Linked DNA regions of Homo sapiens: regions 1 and 3 are each linked to region 2. The links are chromatin contacts, found by Hi-C or POLR2A ChIA-PET in ENCODE. All regions are on one chromosome and are shown on one strand. Each heading gives the region's core, a stretch centred on a gene start or an enhancer-like site at or near the end of the contact. The rest is flanking DNA. Distances are from core to core; before and after follow the strand shown.

Region 1 (3,889 bases), core at 1,303-3,802, 110 kb before region 2:
ATACACAACCTGAATCTAATCATAAGTAAATGCCAGACAAAACAATATTGAGAAAAGGTTTACAAAATAACTGGCCTGTAATCTTCAAAGTGTCAAACTCATAAAAGTCAAAAAAAGACTAAAGAACTGTTTTAGAATGGAGACTAAAGAGACAGCAAAACTAAATAAAACGTGATTTTGAACTAGATCTTTTTGCCATAAAATATTTACTGGGACAATTGGTGAAACTTGAATGGGGTTTCAGGAATAGATGGTAGTAATGTAGCAGTGCAAATTTTATTGTTTTGATGGTTGTATTGTGGTAACTTAGAAGAAAGTCCTTTTTTGTAGGAAATATACACTAAAGTATGGGGGGTTATCAGGCCAATGATTCATCTCAAATGGTTCAGGGAAAAAATGTTTTTTATGCTGTTCTTGCAACATTCTATACGTTTGAAATTATTGCATTAATATCTTAAAATTTTGAAACAAAAATTTCAGTGTTCCTTGAGCCATATCATTAAACAAAAAAACGTGAAAAAATATGTGAATAGCTGTTGCCTAGAAGAAGGCTTCTAAAGGAATGAACTAACATCACTGGGTAGAAATTACCAGGAAGCAAATTTCATCTCATTATAAAGATCTTTATAACATAATTAGACTTGTCCAAAACCCAAATCTCAACTGGACTACCTGTGAGTCAGTGAGTTCCCTGTCAAAAAAATTTTAGACACTGGCAGTTCACCTAACAGATATTGTTAGAACGCATTTTTCTTTGGATGAAAAACAAACTAGATGATATACAAATGTCTCTTTCAACTTTAAGGCACTAGCATGCCATGATTCTACTTCTTTTAAACGAACCTCTGTTTTGAATCTTGAATAACCACTGTATTAGAATAATAATTAGACATCTCTCAGGCACTGCTCCCTTCTTTAGAACCCTGCTATGGTCCTCAACAGCATTAAAGACTTAGCTTCCCCAGTAAAGATTATTAACTGGTGATAGTATTCAGAGGCTTTAGGCACTCCCCTTCTCCACCTAAAAGAAGTATACTCATTATTCAAGACCCATCTCAAAGTTTTCCCACTCTGTGAAATTCACCCCAAATTCCCCAAGCAGAGTTAGAGCCATCCTTTTGTTTTTCATACCACTTTGTATGAGAGCAGAGCTACTACTTCCATAGGACTGACTCTGTTGTATATTTTTAACTTGAAAAATTTTTCTTCTAAAAGATAGGTACAAAAAATTTAAAAATTTTTATATATTCAAAATTATTTATGTAGTCATCTATCTCCATTCCTATCCCCTGGACTTTGAACTCCTTCAGGGCCTCGAAGCTATATTATTTATCACCTGAATCCCTCAACAAGCTTTGCAGTGCCTGGGCCTCAAGTAGGTTGGCACACTTATCACCATCAGCAACCACCACAGAGTTTATAATCTAATGAAGTTCCAGGATAAACAAACATATACAAGTCAAAGATGAACAGAACCACATAAAGCAAATACAGAATAAAACTAGCTTCAAGGGTACAGAGACGTTGACAAATGTTATTAGGCTAAGGGCTTCTTGAAGGCAGGAATCATGATTCATCGATTCCTGTATTTGCAGTGCCCAAGCACAGTGCTTGGCACATAGTATATGCTCAAGGAATATATATGTTACGTTCGAGGAATCAAATCGCCTTACCTTTAAATACACCTTTTATGAGTGGCGCTACTGCTGTATTGAAGACTTCTTCCTGTTCAGTAGAGGGATCAAATACAAAATCGTAGGTGAAGGATTTATCTGTACCAACCACCACCTAGAGAAGGCACGGGACAAGGCGTAAGGTTAAAAATGAAAGGCAAGACCACACCCCTCGTTACCATTTGGCCCCAGCTGTTCAGACACAGGCTCTGGACTCTGCTACGCACCTGAGGCTCTCCGGGCACGAAGGAAAGGCACATCTGGCAGCCCTCGCTAATCTCTTTGGGGACCAGAGGGCGACAACGCAGCGCCACTCTTACGGGAATTCCCTTCACCTCTTCCTTCATGATCCTATCTCAGCACCGTCTCTGCGAGGGGGAAAAAGAAGGCTCGCTGATGAATGTTAGTAGGTCAGCAGGGGTGGGAGGGCGTCCTCCCCGGTTCCGACCCTCCTCAGCGGGAACACTGACTTGGGAGATTCACGCTCCATGACTTGGCCAGGGCTGGACCGCCCGTCAGCCCTGCACTCTAAAGAGAGTGCACGGGCTTCTGAAAGGCAAAGAAAAAACTCCAACGGGGACGGCGACAAAGAACCAAAGCCCTAGGGTACTGGGTAAAAACAGGTTCTGAGCTAAGGTGTGCCCCCGTAACTCACCAAACTAAATGTCCCTTCCCCGTTCTCCCTGGGCCTCCCGCCGCCCTGTCCCAGCCGGAGCTTTAACCGCCAAGTTTCAAATCCGTCCCGGAGACGCCAACCAATTGCAGTGCGGACTGCCCGAGGGCGGAGCGCGCACGTCGGCGCGCGCAGGCCGGCGCGGTGGGAAGGGGAGGGTCAGCTCGTTGCACCCTGGCCCGGCCTCTTTTCGACCCTGCGGAGCATCCGCTTCCGGTTCCCAGACTGAATTGTCAGTGAGCGGAGTCTGAGGTCGCTGTGGACTGCCCACTGGTGAGGTGGTGCGGCGTTTATGCGGCTGAGAGTGCGGGTCTCAGGCAGAATGTGGGGCGGGGACGTGGGAGGTGGCTGGTCAGGTGAAGGAAGGGTCGATCTAAGGACCCTACCATTACTAATCACATCTAGGAAATGTGGGGCGGTGCCTTGCCCCGAGTCCCTGCGGATAGTTAACACTCCCTTGGGCTTCGAAAGTAGATCTTTTTAGACTCGACCCTGATTTCCTCTTCTCCAGGTTTGAGACGGTAACATCTGTTTTGCAGGATTGTGAAAAATGAGGTCCTCTTTCTAGAGTACCTGACAGGTTGCTTGGCATCCAGAAGATGTTTAGCTAAGTTAAGAGTTTTCTTCTGTCTTCCTTCTCTCCTCCAACCTTAACACCTAGATATGGGCTGGGCCTGTAGACTGACTGCCTTGGAATGGGTTGGAGCTGCTGTCTGAAACTTGCTGGGCTGCTCTCCCTTTTGAACCACTTTTTGTCTGTTCTGATTCACTCTTCCAGGGCCTTGCCCGAGATGGACAGCCGGATTCCTTATGATGACTACCCGGTGGTTTTCTTGCCTGCCTATGAGAATCCTCCAGCATGGATTCCTCCTCATGAGGTGGGAACCATCTGTATTCCTGAGTAGGAGATTTTTTTCCCCGTGGGCATGAGATGATGCATGAAAGGTAGGATAGCAGGGTTAGAAGGCGAAACGGAGAGTGAATCTTAGCACTTGTAGCCAGAGGACCCAGAAGCTGGATTCTGAGCAACAGGACCCATTGGGAACTTCTTTATGGAAGCCTCCTGCTAGGGTCTGTTCACACCGGTTAATTCTGGAAATTTGGAGCCTTCATTTCCATACTGTTAAGAGGTTCAGCGCGGTGGCTCATGCCTGTAATCCCAGCACTTTGGGAGGCCGAAACAGGCGGATCACCTGAGGTTGGGAGTTCGAGACCAGCCTGACCAACATGGAGAAACCGCGTCTCTACTAAAAATACAAAATTAGCCGGGCGTGGTGGCACATGCCTGTAATCCCAGCTACTAGGGAGGCTGAGGCGGGAGAATTGCTTGAACCTGGGAGGCAGAGGTTGCGGTGAGCTGAGATTGAGCCATTGCACTCCAGCCTGGGCAACAAGAGCAAAACTCCATCTCAAAAAAAAAAAAAAAAGGTGAAGAAATGGGGAGCTACTGGGCTGCCCCAGTGCTATCCATCTACTCATTTAGTCTGTGTTATCTGTTCTACTTAAATTAAGTCTATGACCTTTCCTTTTCCTGACTTCAGGG
Region 2 (3,944 bases), core at 335-2,834:
CAAAGGAAACCCATTATATTAAAATTCAGTTATCAAAATATTACCCACAATATAATATAGTAACATATGTGCTTCTTGATGTATGCATTAAATAACCAGATCTAACAGCAGTGCCAATAACTACTGGAATTTTGAAGTAGTCGTGAACATAAATGAAATTTCGAGATGCCTGCAACAACTATAATATGAAATGCAAATCTCTGTGATGTCTGTTACTGACACTCACAGGTACTCCTAACACTTCGTGGTTTATTGCCTACATTCATCATTGAAGGAAATACTACATTTCAGTTAGAGGTTAGTGGAAAGAAAGAGGCAGTTTTATTCATCCCAATTCAAAGTAACCCCCATCCACCCTGAATTTTTGGTCTATAGGACCCTGGTTGAGAGCCTCTGCTCTAAGGGTCATATAGCCTCCCATGGGTTGGAACCAGCTGTCTCCTACCTGTCTCATCCTTCAGGATGACATTATTTCTCCTCATCCAGTTTTCAAGCTTGCACCTGTAATTGACCACCCCCAAATCCCTGGTTTCTGGCAGGGAAAATCTTGGAGCTGTCAGCCCGTTTGCCGTTTGCACTCCAGCCTGGGCGACAAGAGTGAAACTTCATCTCAACAACAACAAAAAAAAGCTGCCTCAGAAGAGCCTTGGGTGGGAGAGGCCCAACATTGTTGACTTCTGTGCTGTGAGTCCACAGAACAACTGGCTCTTTCTCAAAATTCTGTCTGAGATGTCACTCAGGCAGCCCTCAGATTTTCCAGAATTGTCTCACCATAACCATAGACTAGAAAATCACCCTACACCTACCTAGTAACACCAACTCTGTAAGCCACCACCACTTCTGCCCTGTCCCTGAATATGACTCTTTTCAGCTAGTTCATAGGGGACAGCTCCTGAGAAGACTGGAGTGATTTTTTTTTTTTTTTCATCTTGAGACGGAGTCTTGCTCTGTCACCCAGGCTGGAGTGCAGTGGCACGATCTTGGCTCACTGCAAGCTCCACCTCCCGGGTTCAAGTGATTCTCCTGTCTCAGCCTCCCAAGTAGCTGGGATTACCAGTGCATGCCACCATGCCTGGCTAATTTTTGTATTTTTTTTTTTTTCAGTAGAGACGAGATTTCACAATGTTGGCCAGGCTGGTCTCAAACTCCTGACCTCAGGTGATCCACCTGCCTCGGCCTCCCAAAGTGCTGGGATTATAGGCCTGAGCCACCGTGCCTGGCCTGGAGTAATCTTTAAACCAGAACAGCTGCAGCCTCACTCCTGGCCTTTGTGCCAGCCAGATCCTTCCCAGAGGGTGGAGATCACCCAGATGATCTCTTTGGAACCCTCCTCATCTGGAGATTGGCCACTCTTTTGGTTTGTTCCCCATGTGCTCTCCAGCCCTTGGGGTTCACTCACCTAAAAATATATAGACTGGGATCCATTGCAAAACAAAGAAGGTTTGGAGGCCCTCCTGGAGATTCAGTCGGGAGAAGAAAGCCATGGTTATGGTGCTGTTCTGTTGTGGCAAGAAGCCTAACCAGAAGGTCAAAACTTCTTAAGCTGAGTTGATTATAGATGCTTTGCTATAATCTCTTACTGTGGAGTAAGATTAGCTGCTGGGGTTTTGTCAGGCTTGACCAAACTTTTCCTCCACTGCCCCGCCCCAACTTCCTACCCACACATCAGGTTGCAGATCAGGCAATATAATTGATCTCCCCAGTAGTATCCTTTCTCCACGTGTGCCCAATTGTAATGAAGCAGAAATGGCCCTGGGGCGGCTCTAGCTGTGGGGGAGGGGCACTCTTGATAAATCAGCGCAGGAAGAGAGTATCTTGGGCCTCAAATAGGACCTCCGAAAAGCACCCCACTACCTTTCCCTGCTTAAGAAAAGGGACTTGGCAGCCACACTTGTTCCTGCCCTAGTGGTTACCCTTTGTCTCCTCTTGTCTTCTGCTGAGTCACCTAGCCCACTGGGGCTGTTTTTCTGCACCGGATATCTGTTAATAGACTCTTCAGATCCCTCTTTGTGCCTCTAGTCCCAAGGGACCTGCCTCAGTGGCCAGATACCTTATCATAGAGCGGGAGAAACATTGCACAGAAGGAAGACCTGGCTCCCAGTCCCAGCTCTGCCATGCTCTTCCTGTGACACCTTTGGAAAATGTTACATCTCTCTAGAGCTCAGTTTGAGCATTCATTGCTAGAATGTAATATAGGTTAGGGGCATAGACTTTAGAGCCAGATAGCTGGGGTTCACATCTCAGCTCTGTCACTTACAAGGTGGTGAACCTCTATGCCCCAGTTTCTCCATCTGTAAAAGTGGGACTATAATAGTACCTACTTCTTAGAGTAGTTCTGAGGATTAGATAAGTGAATGAATATAAAGTGCTTAGCACACAGCCTGGCACCGTTTCCTGTCATTACTACTCACTGAGTTCAAGTAACACATATTGAACAAGTAACATATGTTTCAGGCTGAGGCTTGCTTCTGTGTAATAGCCTTTGGAAAACTGAAGACTGTTCCCAGGTCTCAGACCGTTTTTTTTCTGTTTGTTTGTTTCGTTTGTTTTTTTTTTTCCAGACAGAGTCTCACTGTGTCGCCCAGGCTGGAGTGCAGTGGCGTGATCTCGGATCACTGCAACCTCTGCCTTCTGGGTTCAAGTGATTCTCCTGCCTCATCCTCCTGCGTAGCTGGGACTACTGGCGTGCGCCACCACGTCCAGCTAGTTTTTGTATTTTTAGTAGTGAGAGAGTTTCACCATGTTGGATATATTTTTTCTGTCACTATCTATTGAGTGACTGCTGTTTGCCAGGCACTGTGTTTAGGTGCTGAGGATTCAGTAGGGAAGAAGACAGACATGATTCTTGCCTTCTTTGAGTCTACAGTCTAGTGGAGGAGACAGACATTAAAACAAAAAAAAAATCACAAAAATGTTAGGCTGGGTGCGGTGGCTCATGCCTGTAATCCTGGCACTTTGGGAGGCTGAAGCGGGAGGGTTACTTGAGCCCAGAAGCTCCAGACCGGCCTGGGTAACATAACGAGATGCCATCTCTACAAAATAAGTAAATAAATAAATAATAAAATAAAATTAAGATAAAATGTCTGTACACTTGAAGTTGCAATGTGTCCTACAGGAAAAGCCCAGTACTCCCAGCAGAAGGCCTTGAATATAGAAGGTAGTCAAAAACATCTGTTAAACATAACTGAAGGGGTTGCTGGGAAAATGAGATACAAAAATGGTATCAAGGGTTCTATAAGTGCAAGGGGGCATTGGTCCCTTTTCCAGGGAGATTGTTGGAACTCTGTCATCTCCCCACCCCCACTCTGCTTTGGGCTTCCCGCATTAGACTGACCAATGTGACTCTTCAGAGCTGAGCTTGGGGAACTTTTCTGGTATGTCAGGGTGTGCTTTCACTCCCCCGTGTGCACTAGATGGTCATCTGACATGCGACACCTTCCTCTTCCTCCTCTTTCTTTTCTTCCCCTTGGGCTAGCTGGGGTTCTCCAGCTGCTTCTTGGGGCTGCTTGACCACATAGAAGGTGAGATGTATCAGAGCGTATCTGCTCAGAATTTGCACGGGAGGAGGGAGGGAGGTAAGAGAGGCAGGCTTGGCTCTGCTCAGGGAAAGCAGAGATATGGAGGGGCTTAGAGTGCCCAGGCCAGACGAGATCCACAGTATCAAGAGCTCCAACGCCCCTTACAGATCAGGTCTCCGCTCCCCTCCACTTTCAGATGGGTGAATGGAGGAGATCTGGAAAGGGCTCAAGGTGATGCAGGAACCAGAGGCAGACAGGGCCAGACAGTTTTCTACCTCTGTCTCCCTAACATCTGGGTCAGGGTCTGGTGCAGAGCAGGCACTCAAGTAAATGTCTGTTGAACCTGTGAGGGAGACCAGGTCTCTTGATGCCTCAGGCAAGATAGACTGACCCAGATTGGCCACCCTTTGCTCCCAAAGACAGAGC
Region 3 (3,884 bases), core at 1,173-3,672, 130 kb after region 2:
TTAATTAATTAATTTCTATCATTTGTCTTCCTCCACCAGAATATAAACTTCACAAAAGCATGATTTTTTTTTAGTTTGTTTTGCTGCCCAGAAGAGTGCCTGGCATATATTATGTCCTCATAATAATTAGATGTTGTGTTAAGACACCCTTCCAGTCTTCCACCCTTCCAGTCTTCCACCCTTCCATGTATTTGGCCCATAGGACACACCTGGCTGGACTTGGTATCTTTCACACTCGCATATCTCCCATCACACACAGACTTGGAGGTGCCACCTACTAATGTGCATATATAAATATGTGTTGACAACTAGATACGTATTTCCCTTTGTACATATATACTCACAGGCAAAGACCACATGTGCACATGTATGTGCATGAAAAAAATCATATTTGTAAAATTTCTTCTTTTTTTGTTTGTTTGAGACAGAGTCTTGCTCTGTTGCCCAGGCTGGAGTGCAGTGGCATGATCTCAGCTTACTGCAACCTCTGCCTCCCGGGTTCAAGTGATTCTCATGCCTCATCCTCCAGAGTAGTTGGGATTATAGGCACACGCCACCATGTCCGGCTAATTTTTTGTATTTTTAGTAGAGATGGGGTGTCGCCATATTGGCCAGGCTGGTCTCGAATTCCTGGCCTCATGTGATCCACCCACCTTGGCCTCCCAAAATGCTGGGATTACAGGAGCGAGCCACTACTTTTTTTTTTTGAGACAGAGTTTTGCTCCCGTTGCCTAGGCTGGAGTGCAATGGTGCGATCTCAGCTCACCACAGCTTCCATCTCCTGGGTTCAAGCGATTCTCCTGCCTCAGCCTCCTGAGTAGCTGGGATTACAGGCATGTGCCACCACGCCCGGCTAATTGTGTATTTTTCAGTAGAGATGGGGTTTCTCCATGTTGGTCAGGCTGGTTTCGAACTCCCGACCTCAGGTGATCTGCCTGCCTCGGCCTCCCAAAGTATGACCTTGAGGGAACTCTTTTTTCAAAATTCTATTATAAAAAAATTCAAACCTACCGAGTAGTTGAAAGAATTGTACAGTGAATACCCACCACCTAGATTGTACAGATAATATTTTATGTTATCTGTACAGAAATATAAAATATAAAATATTAAAATATAAAAATATATTTAATATATTATATATAAATATTAATATATAAAAATATATTAAAATATAAAAAATATTAAAATATTAAAAATATAAAATATTTATATATTTTACTAGATTTAATAAATCAATCTTTGTTTGATTTATTACATATTTATCCATCAGTACATCCCTGTATCCATCCATCAATATATTTTACATGCATTTCAAAGTAAATTGCAGACATCAGCACTCTTTTTTGTTTTGTTTTTTTAGAGACAGTGTCTCACTCTGTCATCCAGGCTGGAGTGCAGTGGCACGGTCATAGCTCACTGTAATCTCTAATTCCTGGCCTCAAGTGATCCTCCTGCCTTGGCCTCCCAAAGTGCTGGGATTACAGGTGTGAGCTACCATGCCCAGCCTAGTATTCTTCACCCCTAAACACTTCAGAATTAATGAGAGTTCAACTTTTTTTTTTTACTTTCGAGGTAAAATCCACAGGCAGTGAAACGTACACATTTTAAGTGTATACTCACTGAGTAATGAGGTTTTGATCTGTGTAACTCACAGTCCTATCAAGACAGAGAACGTCACTGTTACCCCTAAAGGTTTCCATCATGCCCCTTCCTAGTCAATCCCCAAGCACAGGTAACCACTGCTGTGATTTGTTTCACTATAGATTGGTTTTGCCTATTCTAAAATTTCATGTACACAGAATAATATACACCAATATTTGTTTCTTCATTCAATAATAGGTTTATTCAGTACCTATGATAGCTCACAGACATACATGTGATGTCTCTTCAATGTGAGTAATGAGTTCTCCCAGACTGACTAAAAGGCTGAAGGTATTTCTAAGGCCTTGCCTGTGACCTCCTTCCCTCTGCCCTCCAATCCCATTGTCACTGAGAGACCATAGACAGTTGGGCCTCAGAAACAGAAATGCAAGCCCTGTGTCCCATTTGAGCCCTGGGCTCCTTCCTGCCCATCACTCTCCACCATCCAGACTGGCCCTGGAGGCCTCTTGTCAGCTGCACGCCCACACTAACTTTCACACCAGGGTTTCATCACATTTCTCTAGCCAAGTGCGCAAAGGAGTGTCACAATCTCAGTCCAGGCAATACCCAAGTGGGTAAAAGTACAGGTGAGTGGGCAGCTGGAAGGAACTGGATAAGCAGAGGCATTATATGGTCCTGTAATTCTGTGGAGGGGTGGTACAGGGGCGGAGGCTAGCCAGAGGCTGGGGAAGAAAACATTAAGAGAGGAAACATCACAGACTCCTGAGCAATCAGGGCTGGGCAGCTGAACAGTGCTTACCTGGAGCCACTGGGACGCTGGGCACAATGCTCTTGCCCTCTAAGAAGGACCTCAAGACTGCCCTGGATGTCTTTGCTGTTTTCCAGTGGTCCTTCAGTGCCTTGCTTATCAGTGAGTCTTCAGCCTTTGGTAGGGTGACCAACCATCCTGGCTTGCCTGAGACTGAAGGATTTTAGGGTTGCAGGATGTTCAATGGTCAAACTAGGGTTGTTCCAGTAAAACCAGGAAGGTTGGTAACACCAGCCTCTGGCCTGACCCACCTGGCCATGGTATTTGTGGGATCTGTGAGTGTCCCTGTGGGCATGTGTGTGTGCATATGGGTGTGTGCCTATGCAGGGGTGTGTATATGCACGTCTATGCACATGGACTTTGCTGCAGGTGTGAGCCCTTCTCGGTCTACATTGGGGTGTAGAGGGCATTCTTTGGGAAGATGAGGAGCAGTTCCACTGAGGCTAGCCAAGGAAAAGGGCTTGGCTGCAATCACAGGGACTCAAGCAAACCACCAATTAGAGATAGTTGGGTCAGGTGGCAGACCGAGGCTCTGGAAACCTCATCCTGAGGAATTCGACAATTTATCCATCCATGTCTTCCAACGCTTACACTACAAACACTTTGTGAAAGTTATTTCTATGCTGGCCACTGTGTTCTAAATGCTGAAACAAATCATCACTGTGGGAAGGGGTCCTGGAAAACATTCTTGCCTTTCCAGTGGTTCAGGTGAGTACTGGCTGGAGTCAGGGAAATGAATTAAGTGACCTTGCAAGCTATCTAGGAATAAAGAATGCAGATAGGCCTTGGTGCACAGAGCTGGCACAGAGGCACGCCAGTGAATAGGAAGGGTGGGCATTCCTTACCTCACCTCACCTGTTTTCAAATTCCAGTTCTACTACTTACTATCTGTGTAATTCTTAGCAAGGTATTTATCCTTTCTGAGTCTTGTTTTCCTCATTTGCAAAGTGGGAGCATTCAGGGTGTATTAATCAGGATGGTCTAGGTATGCCGTGCTGATAAATTCACCCTGAAATCTCAGTGGCTTAACCCAGCAAATGTTTATTTCTTGTTCATGCTGAATGTCCAACATAGGTTGGTGGGAGTCACCGCTCACTGTGGACATTGATATTCAGGCTGACGGAGGCACCACCAAATTGTGTCGCTGCAAAATGGGGCTTGAGGGATTACCACAGCATGGGAGGGAAAGTGAATGGAGAACTCATTCACAGTCCTTACTACCTCCACCCAGAAGTGATAGGCAAGAAACCATGAGCTGTCGCCTCATTTTGAACGTCCTTAATTACTGATGAGTTTGAGCATCTTTTCATGTTTATCAGCAATTAGTATTTCTTTTTCTGTTAACTGCCCATTTATGACCTCTGCCCATTTTTCTCTTGAATTTGAGTTGACTCTTGAAGGACAAATAGGAAATAGGTGAAGAAAGGAAGAGCATTTGGGGCAGAGAGTGGGCAACACATGGAAAAGCTAGGAT

What was found. Hi-C counts contacts between places; a loop is a spot of excess contacts on that map. ChIA-PET counts read pairs that join two places held with the same protein, here RNA polymerase II (POLR2A). Pooled maps may share reads with other maps.
Region 1: a pooled map shows a loop between it and region 2 (7-fold over the local background). The contact joins the promoter of PDZD11 here to the promoter of DGAT2L6 in region 2. A Hi-C loop is called at or near these places in 1 of 168 maps with a recorded cell type or tissue (IMR-90), 1 of 37 single-sample maps with no recorded cell type and 8 of 50 pooled maps. POLR2A ChIA-PET finds 5 or more read pairs at or near these places in 4 of 52 experiments (A549, MCF 10A, PC-9 and 1 more).
Region 3: a pooled map shows a loop between it and region 2 (3-fold over the local background). The contact joins the promoter of AWAT2 here to the promoter of DGAT2L6 in region 2. A Hi-C loop is called at or near these places in 1 of 50 pooled maps.

The regions. Positions count from the first base shown.
Region 1 is chrX:70,288,590-70,292,478 of GRCh38, reverse strand. It overlaps PDZD11 (PDZ domain containing 11), which reads left to right and starts at 2,552. Exons shown (of 7, transcript NM_016484.5): 1 at 2,552-2,619; 2 at 3,125-3,224. The coding sequence starts at 3,138. It overlaps KIF4A (kinesin family member 4A), which reads right to left and starts at 2,375. Exons shown (of 31, transcript NM_012310.5): 1 at 2,329-2,375; 2 at 1,901-2,041; 3 at 1,674-1,788. The coding sequence starts at 2,020. RefSeq lists a silencer at 2,395-2,574.
Region 2 is chrX:70,175,123-70,179,066 of GRCh38, reverse strand. DGAT2L6 (diacylglycerol O-acyltransferase 2 like 6) reads right to left here and starts at 1,584. Exons shown (of 7, transcript NM_198512.3): 1 at 1,400-1,584. The coding sequence starts at 1,484. RefSeq lists enhancers at 1,892-1,941, 1,962-2,021.
Region 3 is chrX:70,048,476-70,052,359 of GRCh38, reverse strand. AWAT2 (acyl-CoA wax alcohol acyltransferase 2) reads left to right here and starts at 2,422. Exons shown (of 8, transcript NM_001002254.1): 1 at 2,422-2,512. The coding sequence starts at 2,428.